Regions from separate parts of the Homo sapiens genome. Here regions 1 and 3 are each linked to region 2. Evidence: chromatin contacts called from ENCODE Hi-C or POLR2A ChIA-PET data. All regions are on one chromosome and are shown on one strand. The core of a region is the stretch at or near the end of the contact, and the rest is flanking DNA. Distances in the headings are between cores, read along the strand shown. Region 1 overlaps LOC105372738 (a long non-coding RNA gene). Region 2 holds the start of NRIP1 (nuclear receptor interacting protein 1). Region 3 has its middle 160 kb from the start of ASMER1.

Region 1 (3,826 bases), core at 1,228-3,727, 390 kb after region 2:
GATTCTGTCAGAGTCTCACCATATCTTTGTACCTTGCCCAGTTCACTGTGCTCCAGGGCCAACTTCAAGCTGTGCCTTGGGGCTTTGTTGGATCTCTAGAAGGTTCTCTGGCCATTCTTGGTAGGCCAGAAGTGCTGAAGGAAGTGAGTCCCCCCGTCCCATTCCCAAAAGTGCTGCGGAAGTGAGTCCCCCCATACCCAGAAGCAGACTGACTAGATTTGTTGTATATGTATCCCACAACCTTCTCCCTTCATTAGGATAACTCGGAGACATGAGTTTTGTAGCAATTCCCCAGGATATTGTAGCAGGATTAAGCTCTAGTCTTCCCTGCCTTCCTGTCTGTGTATCAGTTCCCCATTCCCTTGTTGGTGTTCGTTGTGCTCCCAAATAAACTATCAGCGTGTAAACCCTTATTCAGGGTTGCTACTGGGGAAATTTGTGCTAAGGGAACATGATAAGGAGTTCCAGGAAGGAGTTTAAAGGTTTTAGATAAAAGTAGTTTCATCATATTTTGAGAGATCACGCTGACAGTGAGGGGATAGATAAAGTGGATGTGAAAGAGAATAGAGGCAGCAAGACGAGTGAAGAGAAAATTGCCAGAGTAAAGGGAAGATTTCAAAGACTGGTTTCCAGGACTGGGGATCGAGGAGTGGAGCTAGACAGCAGTGGTGGCTGTGGGATGTTAAGCAGTAGACAGAGTCAGCTGAATTGAGGCCGTAGGGAAGACTGAGAGCGAACGGTCCAAGAGATAGCACAAGACCAGGAGAATGGTTTATCCATTCAAGGGAGGAGCCAGCTCTAGGAGTAAAGAAGCTCTCTCTCAACTGTGCTACCAGCTCCAGATAGATGATGTCCGCAATGAGTGTATTAGATTGGAAAAATTTGAATCATTAATAACCTTCAGCAAATCACGTTCCATAGAATGATGGGACATAATTCTAATTATGGTAGACTGAACAATAAATGCAGTGACCAAGTGATTATAAATTAGTCTTTGCAAGAACATGGCTTTCAGGGGAAGGAAAAAGAGAATGATGGTTAATGGAGGAAGGTTTAAGGTCAGAGATGGTGTTTTTTAAAGACAGGAATGGCTTGAGCTGATGTGTAGATGGCAGTGATATAACAGGTAGAGGCAAAGAGGCTGAAAATTCATCAACTGATAGTATAAGGTCTTTGTTCTGAAAGAGATAGCAGGAGGGAATGAGATCATAAGCAGAGCAAGTAGTTTAACCTCACATTGTCAAGTGTTGCTGACATACCAGACCCATGAAGGGATAAAGGAAGTCAGGAAGCTGATTTAAGAGGGATGTGATATTTGTAATCTCTTACTATGGGTTTTTTTTTTTATACAGGCATTCCTGTAAACTTATATTCATGAAGAAAGTCAGAGTACTTGTTGCAGATGCAATGCTAGGTCTTCAGCCATGTGCTATAGAAACAGAAGGTGACAAATATAACCAAGGATTGGGAGGAGAAAAAGAAGAAAGCCAATTTGGGAAATGAGACTGTAAAGTTTATAATGCTACTGATTTTCAAACATTTTCAGAAGCAATGGAAAGAAGAATGCGAAGAAAATGAGTTTATTTTCCAAAATGCTTTTTTTGTTATTGTTTTGCAATTTCCCTTTGTTAACATCATATAGGTTATGGGGGTTTCTGTTTTGAAAAAAATAAATACTGCACCGTGTGTGGATTGCTACTCAGCACTCAGCAATAAACAAGTCAATGAATGCTCTAGGTTTTAATGAATTCGGTTTTACTTCTTTACATCTACTTATTAGCTTCTCTACCTAAGATGTGTACACGAATCACTCTAACATCCAGGCTTCCCTGCAAATTAAAAACAACAACACAACACAGAAAACAAAAACCACCCAGAGCTCTCAAAATTAATCCTAAATATAGTTTTGCCTGGCCCCTGTGCAACGTACAGGCTTAGCATGTTTCAGTTTTTCAGGTCTTCTTTTTGGCGTCTAATTTCCTGAAGTTGAAGAGACAGCTGTCTGGGGGCCTGAGACTTAAGATGATGAACATGCAGATATCAAGGAAATGGTTTCCTTACAGCAACAGCTCCTTTTAGATCTGAGCATTTCCTCATTCTCACCTGACTGTAGAACATTACAAGTTTCCATTTGTGCTGAATTCAGATACATTCTTTCTTATTGGTGGAGGCAGTTAGGGTTAACTTCTTTTAGCCTGCTTTATGCAAGGCAAAATTTAATCAAAGTGATCTCCAGATTCCAGTAATATGACATTTCAACTGTGTATCCTGAAGAAAAACAGTGCATACAGATGTTTGCAAATGAAACCAGAGGAAAATACTAAATCTTTATTTTTTTCCTTAGCATTTAAAGAAAGCTTGTTTTTATTTCTGGACAATAACAATTTCTATGTTAGCCACTGTTTCCTCGTCAGTCTGAGAGAAGTAAAGCATTTTGTCTTCTCTGGCAGTTGGGGTTTCTAACGAGAGTCTGCTTATCCGCATATGAAAACAGGAAGTGCTGTTGGCTGGTGACTGACTTCCTTCACTTACTACCTGCTTGTCTAAAGTTTGGGCTTCATAAAATTGGTTCAATCTTCATGGTCCAAGTAAAATAGAAAATGAAGCAATTAACCATTTAATTTAAACGATATTAACAGTCTGAGTAATTCTAATATCGATCACTTTCACACCCTGAATTACTGATGAAGAAAAATCTATAAAGTGGAATATGGGTTATGATCCAGTGCCAAGCTGGGCCATTTAGGACATGAAGTGGACAATTTGGTTTAGTGTTGGCAAACAGCTAAACAAGCCATCTTCAATCATTTGCGACTTGCAATAGTAACTTAATGTTGTTTGATTTTATTTCATCTTCCTATTTCACTTTTTATGTTCTATATGGCATTTTTGCTTTTTAATAAGTAACTTTACACGTACTGAAGCAACTACATGTCACTTTGTTTATATATATATGTATTTTTTGAGATACAGAAAAGTCCTCTAATTTGCCTGTAAGGCAGTTTTGAAAGTTGTTGCTTTAGGAACAGAGGAGTGTAAGGAATCCTACAGAGAAAGTCCTAAGTCATATCTTGGAGATAAAGAAACTGAGGCCAAGAGAAATGAACTGCCTGAAATCAAACCACTGGTTACTGGTAGTTGCAGGCTGACAACAAAATGACTGCAATTGTTCTTGGTGTCTGTGTTTACATCCATTGCAATGTGACTTTGAATCTGACCATGCACTGTGACTTTCTTTGACTGATTGATAGAATTTGGAGAAAATAAGGATGCCAGCTCAGCAGCATAATTATAATATAACTAATGCATAATTTATTTAATTTACCTTTTCTTAAATTCCCAGAATATTTTATAAAACTAGCAGTTCTCATAGGGATTTTTCTTTTCACAATTTTGGCTTCCAGCTATCTGGCAAATTTTCAAAAATTTGTTTTCTTTGCTTGTATATTGTATAATTTCTTCGTATCTTCTACCTCATAAATCCTCCTAAAATGTTCTTTCCTCTCCTTTTTGTTTTTGAGTTTTTAGGAACATCTTTGGCTGAGGTGGAATTTCTGACTATGTTATTGGGCACTACTTTGTGGTACCAAGTTTTAATCCACTTAACAGCTTCCAGCATATTTACTTTTTTTGGCAGGCAGGTGATGCTCTCAGCTATGTCCACACCAGCAGGCAAAATTGCAATAAGCAAGCAACTCTTGGAATGAATAAAAAAAATCCTTCACAAGGGGGAGGTCAACCTGTTTTTGATAAATTTCAGTTTGTTGTCACCCGAAGCTATGCACGTTAGCATAAGGCATTATCATATTTGCAGCCCAAATAGAAT
Region 2 (4,009 bases), core at 1,343-3,842:
CAATGTTGGAGGGCTGGAATATTCTCGGCTTGCTGGGCAATCTCCATGGTCCAAAACCTGGTTAAGAAGTAAGAGGAATGTATTTAAAAGATAGACTTGAGTAGTCCAAATATCTTTCCCAAAGTCTATGCACTAAGGTGTGTGTGCGCCCTACTCCTTGGTGAGCCCATTAGTCCCTTACCCAGAACCTATTAAGTTTACTTTAGACAGAATTGTGACAAGTGAGGCTATCTGGATTCCCAGTCCGCACTAGACTGGAAGTTACCCATCAGAAGATGAGGAGAATGTTAGTGGCAGCTATGCTAGTAACAGTAAGGACAATAGATTGTCAGTTAGTGAAGGGGGAGAGAGAGAAATTACAAAAGGCAGAGATAATCACTAAGTCATAGCATCCTAGAGTCCTTCGGTGCAGCGACTGATAGCTTTTGTACCTCCTGGGAGCATTCCTAACACCTAGAAAGAATATAGAATAGGAACTGGATATATTTACTGAATCCGCTACAACCTACTACAATAATTACTTTTAATAAAATTAACATTGAATTATCAAGAAAATGCTAAATGACGTTCAACAAACTGCTTAAGAGAAACATTTGCAATACATTGTAGAAAAATCTGTATAATGGTTAAAAATAATTTTCATAAAAAAAGTTTGACCCCCCACTAAGGGCCAAGCTCCAATTATGCTGGTCATCATTGAATTGAAACGGTTTGCTTTGTATCAATTCTGAATAAATGATGCACTAAAAAACAGCAGACTTTATTTTGCCTAGAGCAGATTTTGAATTGTGGTATATGCAAATAATATGGTATTATATTATATGAGGTTTAACTATATAAAATGGCAACAGATTGCATAGTTCAATCACTAGGGTGATGAAAAATAATTGTTTTAAAATGTGCCATTGCCACTAAGGAAAACATTGGCACTATGTGCCCGGCACTGTGCTGGGTGCTGAATTTATTAAGCATTAATTTGAAAAATTGCTTTCACTTTCAAGACTGTGACAGTATTCTAAAACTCTCATTCATATTGTTTAAAGGTTAAGTGAAATTTGCAATACACAATACAGCCATTACATAACAGGCACAGAATACAGTTTCATGACTTGGATAGTTTTTGTTTTTTAAGCGCATTAGCAACTTCATTTCCAAATGCTATCAAATTCTTCAGGATATGAAAACCTACATATAAGAATGGAGTGCCTCATCGGCTCATTTGTCTTATGTAATAAGTGTTTTAACACGGGCATGCCGTTTCAGAATTTCGGGTGAGACTAAGCTGTACTTTAGCTTTTTTGTGTCAAGCAAAAACAATTTCAGCAACAACACTCGCTTCCCCTGGTAATTTTTTTCATGGCGAATTACTAAATGCTAGATGCTCAAGTCAAAAAGAAACCTGACATCTGGGGAGGTGTTGAGGGGGTGTTAATAGTTCTAGTGAGATGTCTGGGGAGCGTTGAGGATACGATTTTTCAAACAGCAAATACAAGGATAAGGGGAAATTATGGTTTCGTATGACTCTCTCCTCCTTCCACTTTCTCGTTTCACCAATCTGTGGCCCCCCCAATTTAGAGGCGGGTTCAGTGAGATTAGGCTGCAGGAAACCGAGAGGCTCCACCGCGCTGCCGCCCCGGCCTCGTGATGTAATTGTTATTTCTTATTCGGAGACCGAACCGAGGAGAGCTGCTGAAGAAGTAGCAGCCCTGCTCCTTTTCCCTTGTCTTGTTGGGTCAGATCCTTCCCGGGGATGATGCAGATTGGCTGACAGACTCCGCTGGAGACTTCGCAGTGACAAAGCAGCCGAGGATTAACCCTGCTCCTGGGTCCTACGTCTGTCCAGGGAGCTGAGCGGGGCGCTCCTCAGGTCTCCTTCCTAGTTTTCCTCCCAGAGTCGCTCCACACGAGTGCTGGGCGCCTACTACGTGCTGGGCGTGGGGTCAAAGTGACCCAGAGTTCGCGCCCGTGCCCCCCAACATTAAAGCAGGACACACAGATTACAAGGAGATAGAAATTGGGGGTGGGTGGGTGAAAGGGGGCCCAGAGAGCGCGTGTTGTGGGGTGAAGGGGAGGAGGTAGACGCTTAAGGCAGGCGGGGACCCTGGAGCGTCTGGGGCGCCCCGGCCCCCAGGCTGTGCCCAAACGGGAGCATTCGGCCTGGGTCCCAAGAGCGCTTTCCCCGGTCCCCAGGAGGAGCTGTCCAGGCGCCTGCAGCGGTCGCGGGCGGCTGGACAGAGCTGGGAGCCCGGGGGACGGCCCGGGCGCGCCGTGCAGCCCCTCTCTCGGGGACGCGGTCCTCTCGCTGCCTCCGGGTCTTGCAGCCCCGTCTGGGACACCCGGAGAGCAGGCGAGAAGGAAATCCACGAAACAGAGGGGGTTCCGCAGCTCCTGTGAGCCGCCCGGATCCGCGCGGCTTCCTCCTGACCGGGTGACAATGGGAGGGAGGGGGAGAAAAGGGTTAAGAAACTTGGCTGAAGAGCTGAATGGCGTGGGGCGGCGAGGGGAGGGACTGGGCCGCGGCGGACTCGGCGGCGGAGGGAGGAGCGCGGCTGCGGGCGGGCGGTGAGCGAGGCGCTCAAAGTCAGCCTCGCAGACATTGCAGCAGAGCCCCGAACTCGGGAGGCGGCGGCGGAGGAGGCGGCGGCGAGGCGCAGGGACGACCCGGCCCCACGCCCGCCCGCCACCCGCGCGCGCCCGTCCGCCCGTGGCCTCGCGTCCGCCGCTGCGCCGTGAGCGCCGCTGGTCGGAGGGAAGAGCTCGCCGGGGCGCCGGGCCAGGACGGGGCGGCAGGCGCCTTCGCGGACCGAGCCTGACGGAGCCGGAGGCTGGGAGCCGCGGCGGCCTGGGGTGAGTGACGGCCGCGGCCAGGGCGCCAGGAGTAGCGGCCGCCGGCGCCGCCGGAAACGGCCCGGGAGCGCGGCCCGCGTCGGCTCTCGCTTGGCTGGCAGGGCCGCGGGGGCGTCGGGGCGGCGGGGAGGGCGCGTTTCCGGGGAAATCCTGCCTCTGCTGCCTGGTTCGAGTCTCCGGGTTCTCGCGGGGGGCCGGGGCGGCGGGCCGGCAAGTTGTGGAGTGGCCCCGGGTCGGCCCGCCCGTCCGTGCCAGTTCTGGGCAAGGGGGCGGCCGTCGCGTGGCCCCTGAGCGGGGCCGGACTCGGGGGGCCGGGTCGGGGTTGCCCCCGCTCGCTTGCCCTCTCGGTCCCGAACCCCGGGCACCGCTCGCCTCGCCGCTCTCCGTCCTGCTGTCCAGCCGGATCCTGGGCGGCGCCTTTCGCCTGGGTGCCTCCCTGCTCCTTGCTCGCTGGATACCCGGCTGGGAAAGTGAATAGGAAAAGGGACAGCTCGCCCGGCCCCCACCCGACCCCGGGCCGCTCTGCCCGCACTCGCGGTCCCCTCCCGATGGCGAGGCTCACGGACCCGAGGCCTCAGCCATCATTTTACCAGGAGCCAGGGGCCGGCCCCCATTTAGGGTGAGCCCGGTGGAAGTCCGGGAGGCTGCCTTTTCTCCCTTCTTCTGTGTCCACCTTATTACGATTGAATATTGTTTTATGAAGGTTTCCGTGGATGTATTCTGCAGACCCTCCCATCCCTTCCAAAGTAGTTTCCCAATTTTGATCAGGAGTTGGTGTTCAGTCAGAAGGAACAAAGGAACCAACTGTGTCTTAGAGGCGGACAGGCTGGGAGTCTGTGACACATGTTGATCTCTGAAGCATTCCAGGAGTTTCTACCTTTTATCACGTCAATAATTGGCTGCTGAAGGTAGTAAAAGAAGTACGGAATGATAAGCACTTTTGCGTTTTAAAAATATTTTTTAATGGCACATTTTACTTTGGGGAAAAAAGACGTTCTTAGGCACAAGGATTTTTAAAAACCCAGTTGGTGGAACTGAGTTGGAGTTTGTTTCTGGTATTGTAAATGATTACATGTGGGATTGTGAAGGAAATTGTGTCCTTAGAGGAAGAGAAGCCATCTGTAGGTGTCCATAGTAAAAATGGTTGTCGGGTTATATGTGA
Region 3 (3,725 bases), core at 950-3,449, 300 kb after region 2:
TGCAAGTTTGAAATGTTTAATGCAGGGAATTAGAAGTTTATTCTCATTGGAAGGCTTTCGGGGAGATAAAGACTATCTCAGTGCAGAATACTTATTGAGGTGATTTTCAAGTGTTCATTCAGAATGTGCTTCAAATCTCATGACCACCCATGTGTCTGCTCACAATATCTGGGGAATAATGCCCTCCCAATCTTTGGAATTTGGATTTGGAGGCATTTGCTTTCCATGTCTTGTGTGATGCTTCTCAATAGTGACTCTAAACAAAAACCACATGGGGAATAGTACTGCCAGCATTTTCTTTGTTGCCATCTGCTTTCTGGCAGTGGAAAATAGACCTTATGGGTGCTAAAGTGGTACAGAATGATAGCAGACAATAAAGCTCGGTGAAAGGCAGGTAAGGTTGGCTGGAGTGCCATTGTACCGCCTTTCATGACATCATATGTGTTCGCACTTCCTCTTGGAATCATTGGAGATATTATTGAATGTCTTAACTCAGGGAATGAAATAATTAATTGAGTTTCGGAAAGATTAATCTATACTTTTATTATTAGAAAAATAACTATATATTTAAAGAAAAAATAATAAGGAATGAAGGAGGGCAACGTGTTAGTGTTGTTTTTGTGTTCTTATAAAGATACCTGAGACTGGGTAATTTACTAAGAAAAGAGATTTAATTGACTCATGTTTCTATGGGCTGTACAAGAAGAATGGTGCCAGTCTCTACTTCTGCTGAGGGCTTCAGGGAGTTTACAGTCATGGTGGAAGGCAAAGAGGGAGTGGGCCTCTCACATGGTGTGAGTGGAGGGAGGTGCCACACTCTTTTAAACAACCAGCAGTTGCATGAACTACCAGAGCGAGAACTCACTTGTTACCATGGGGATGGCACCAAGCCATTCATGAGGCACCTGCCTCCATGACCCAAACACCTCCCATGAGGCCCCACCTCAAACAATGGGGATTACATTTTAACATGAGATTTGGAGGGGACGAACATCCAAACTATATCCAGCAACATATGACACTCTGACATTCAAATTATATGAAGTTTGGATTAAGGGAAATAAAAATGGAAGGTAGAGAAATCAGTTGCTTCCTGAGCTTTGTCGTTTCCCTAACAGCCAAATTTTGGTTCTAAGAACATTAAATGAGCACCTAAACACTAACATTGTGCTTCCAGAAAAGAATCACCCTGTTCGTCTCCACTTTCACTCTTCGCGATCCTTATTCAACTGATCAGAAACAAAATTCTGTCTAGAAAGGTCACCTATGGATTTCTGTAGCAAACACTTTTAACCAACTACTAAAGATTTGCTCCTCTTGCATAATATAGAGGATGCTATGAAGTGGCTGCCCAGACATGGACTATCATTTCCAACCCCTTTGGATCTAGGTGGGACCATGTCACTGAATTCTGTTCAATGGAATGTGAGTGAAAATATAACAATTCCAAAACTGTCACATAAAATCTTCCACCCCTTCCAAACTCTCTTCCCATCCACTGGCTGGATAAAACTTTCTTGAATGACCTGGCAAGCGACATAATAGAGGGGAGATTCTTCATGAACTTGGGTCTCAGAACCACCTTTACCCTCTACACCACACTGCCGCCACCACCACCTCCAACTGGACCTTACGTGAGCAAAAATGAAACCAACACCACCACCACCAACAACAAAACACTCATATTTTATTAAGCCACTGAGATTTTGGAGCTTTTCTATAATCACAGCTGGTAATATTTTCTCTGTGTTTCTCTGTGGCAATACGTACCACATCTTTAGCACATGATATGGCTATTTAAATGAGAATGCTTTTGGAGTACTTGAAAATATAGATAAGGAATTCAGAAGGCTCTGAAAACAGAATTTTGGAGTTGTTAGCACATAGGTAGTAGTTGAAACCATGGGTGTGGGTAGGATGATTCAAGAAGAATGGGCAGAATGAGAAAAGAAGGCCAAAGAAGAAATCTTGGGGAGTCAAACAGTAAGGTTGCAAGCAGAGAATGAAGCAGTAGCAAAAAGTGTAGCCAGAAGAATAAACTATATTCTGTCCTAGGATTCATGAGGACTCAAGGGAAGGAAGAGTGTGTCAAAGGCTGAGGATAAATGTTTCACTGGAGTACAGAGAACAAAAGAAAAATAGATAGCTGTGCACTGAGGAGTGAAAAAGGGAAGTGAAAGTAGAAACAGAAACTGCAGCTGATTCTAGAAGTACAGCAGTAAGGGAAGGAAATACATGCCTTCAAATTCAGCAAAATAAGCAGATTCATTTTAAGGATGAGGACAAGTTAGACAGGTTTGTAAGCTAAAAGAGAACAGCCACGACAGAGGATACAGTGAAGATTCAAAAAACGGTGGTGAATATTGAAAAGGCGTTGGAGGACACATAATAGAATGCAAAGTCCACAAGGAGAGGGGCTTTGTGTCTTGTTTCACACTGTGTCCCCAGGCTTAGAATATTCTGGCATCAGAAGGCACTCAGTAAACATAGAGAGGAAGAAAGGAAGAAGATGAAATCAGGAGTACAGATTAAAGTGTTATCTTTGGAAGACAGGCAAGACATCCTTTGGGACAGAAGGGAAGGAGAGAAAGCTGGGGAACATGCAGATAATACAAGAGGTGCGGTTTGTGACTGATGGCTGCTATTTTCTCTGTGAGGTAGGAGGCTTGGCCATCTGTTAAAATGAGTGGGTGAGTCCAGCTAAGTAATTTAAGAAGAATGGTAAAGGTTTGTACCAGCTACTAGCATGAATAATATGGTTATTTACTTGAAATAAAAATATTAGATGATACTAACAATGCATGCATTATGAAAATTGATGCATTCATTTGAGGTTACTTACTGATTTACAGAAAATAAGCCACTGGGTGCATTCAATCATTTATAAGGTTAGGGGTTAAGTTTAAGACATAAATGTAAATTTGTCTGCGTATTATCCAGAGTAAAGTCAATATCCTCTTTGGTACATTGCACAATCTCAGACACTGTGTTACTCTTTTGCTGTGAGCTTTTAAGGTCTACCTTAATATATTCATAACTGTAACATTGTGTAATTATGAACTTCATCATTTGGATAAAATTATGAACAAAAGCAATTGTCCAGAATTCTCTGATTTAGTTGCCATATCTTAAATAATGCCTTTTGTGAAGAAAATATGTGATTAAATTATATGTAAATACTTTAATTTTATAGACTAGAGGTGGCTCTGAATATGTAGATTTCATAATGTTAAATATCACAAAGACTTCTGTGACCATAAAAAAGCTGCTTAATTAAGCACTTTAATATACTGTCAAGGCATGTATATTAAGCAAAAGCAAAAGCTTAATTACTCTTTTACAGACTGAATCCAGACAACTTTGGACATTCCTTCATTTGAAGAATTTTTACTGAACAATTACAGACCATTGATTGATACAGTGAAGATCAGAATGGCATAGTTTTCCTGTCTTCATGGAGATGAATGAATGAACTGTATTTTTTATTAGCCTAAGCATGAATTCTTCCCAAATTTCCTCCATGAACCATAGGATCCTACCTCTTAACCATTTTATGAAAATTCTATGGTGAATTGAGGTCCTCAAGTTGTCTGACAATATCTGATTTTGCCACGGTCATGTGGGAAAAGTAGGCATGTGAGCAAGTCATAGTTTTACTTGTTTGGAAGATTCTTCTAATTATGTCAAGATGAAAGGTTTTATACTGTGTAGAAGGCAGTGTGAGA

What was found. Hi-C counts contacts between places; a loop is a spot of excess contacts on that map. ChIA-PET counts read pairs that join two places held with the same protein, here RNA polymerase II (POLR2A). Pooled maps may share reads with other maps.
Region 1: a map of B cell shows a loop between it and region 2 (6-fold over the local background). The contact joins the enhancer-like site here to the promoter of NRIP1 in region 2. A Hi-C loop is called at or near these places in 3 of 168 maps with a recorded cell type or tissue (B cell, CD8-positive, alpha-beta T cell and naive thymus-derived CD4-positive, alpha-beta T cell), 21 of 37 single-sample maps with no recorded cell type and 11 of 50 pooled maps. POLR2A ChIA-PET finds 5 or more read pairs at or near these places in 3 of 52 experiments (CD4-positive, alpha-beta T cell, activated CD4-positive, alpha-beta memory T cell and naive thymus-derived CD4-positive, alpha-beta T cell).
Region 3: a map of B cell shows a loop between it and region 2 (5-fold over the local background). The contact joins the enhancer-like site here to the promoter of NRIP1 in region 2. A Hi-C loop is called at or near these places in 5 of 168 maps with a recorded cell type or tissue (B cell, GM12878, K562 and 2 more), 21 of 37 single-sample maps with no recorded cell type and 11 of 50 pooled maps. POLR2A ChIA-PET finds 5 or more read pairs at or near these places in 1 of 52 experiments (activated naive CD4-positive, alpha-beta T cell).

Annotation. Positions count from the first base shown.
Region 1 is chr21:14,674,607-14,678,432 of GRCh38, reverse strand. LOC105372738 (a long non-coding RNA gene) reads left to right here. Exons shown (of 2, transcript XR_937589.2): 2 at 1,353-1,748. Among named protein-coding and RNA genes, the nearest start is that of SAMSN1-AS1, 94 kb to the right of the region's middle. RefSeq lists a cis regulatory region at 443-839. Within about 2 kb of position 2,477, at least 8 of the 41 ENCODE cell types and tissues checked have a DNase peak (open chromatin) inside an H3K27ac peak, as active enhancers do; they include B cell, CD4-positive, alpha-beta T cell and CD8-positive, alpha-beta T cell, where a contact is called at or near this core.
Region 2 is chr21:15,063,583-15,067,591 of GRCh38, reverse strand. NRIP1 (nuclear receptor interacting protein 1) reads left to right here and starts at 2,592. Exons shown (of 4, transcript NM_003489.4): 1 at 2,592-2,847. It overlaps LINC02920 (long intergenic non-protein coding RNA 2920), which reads right to left and starts at 522. Exons shown (of 2, transcript NR_186411.1): 1 at 380-522; 2 at 1-57. RefSeq lists an enhancer at 1,691-1,740 and silencers at 2,071-2,250, 2,501-3,360.
Region 3 is chr21:14,761,770-14,765,494 of GRCh38, reverse strand. No RefSeq gene overlaps it. Among named protein-coding and RNA genes, the nearest start is that of ASMER1, 160 kb to the left of the region's middle. RefSeq lists enhancers at 1,706-1,765, 1,896-1,955, 2,006-2,135, 2,296-2,415. Within about 2 kb of position 2,199, at least 7 of the 41 ENCODE cell types and tissues checked have a DNase peak (open chromatin) inside an H3K27ac peak, as active enhancers do; they include B cell and GM12878, where a contact is called at or near this core.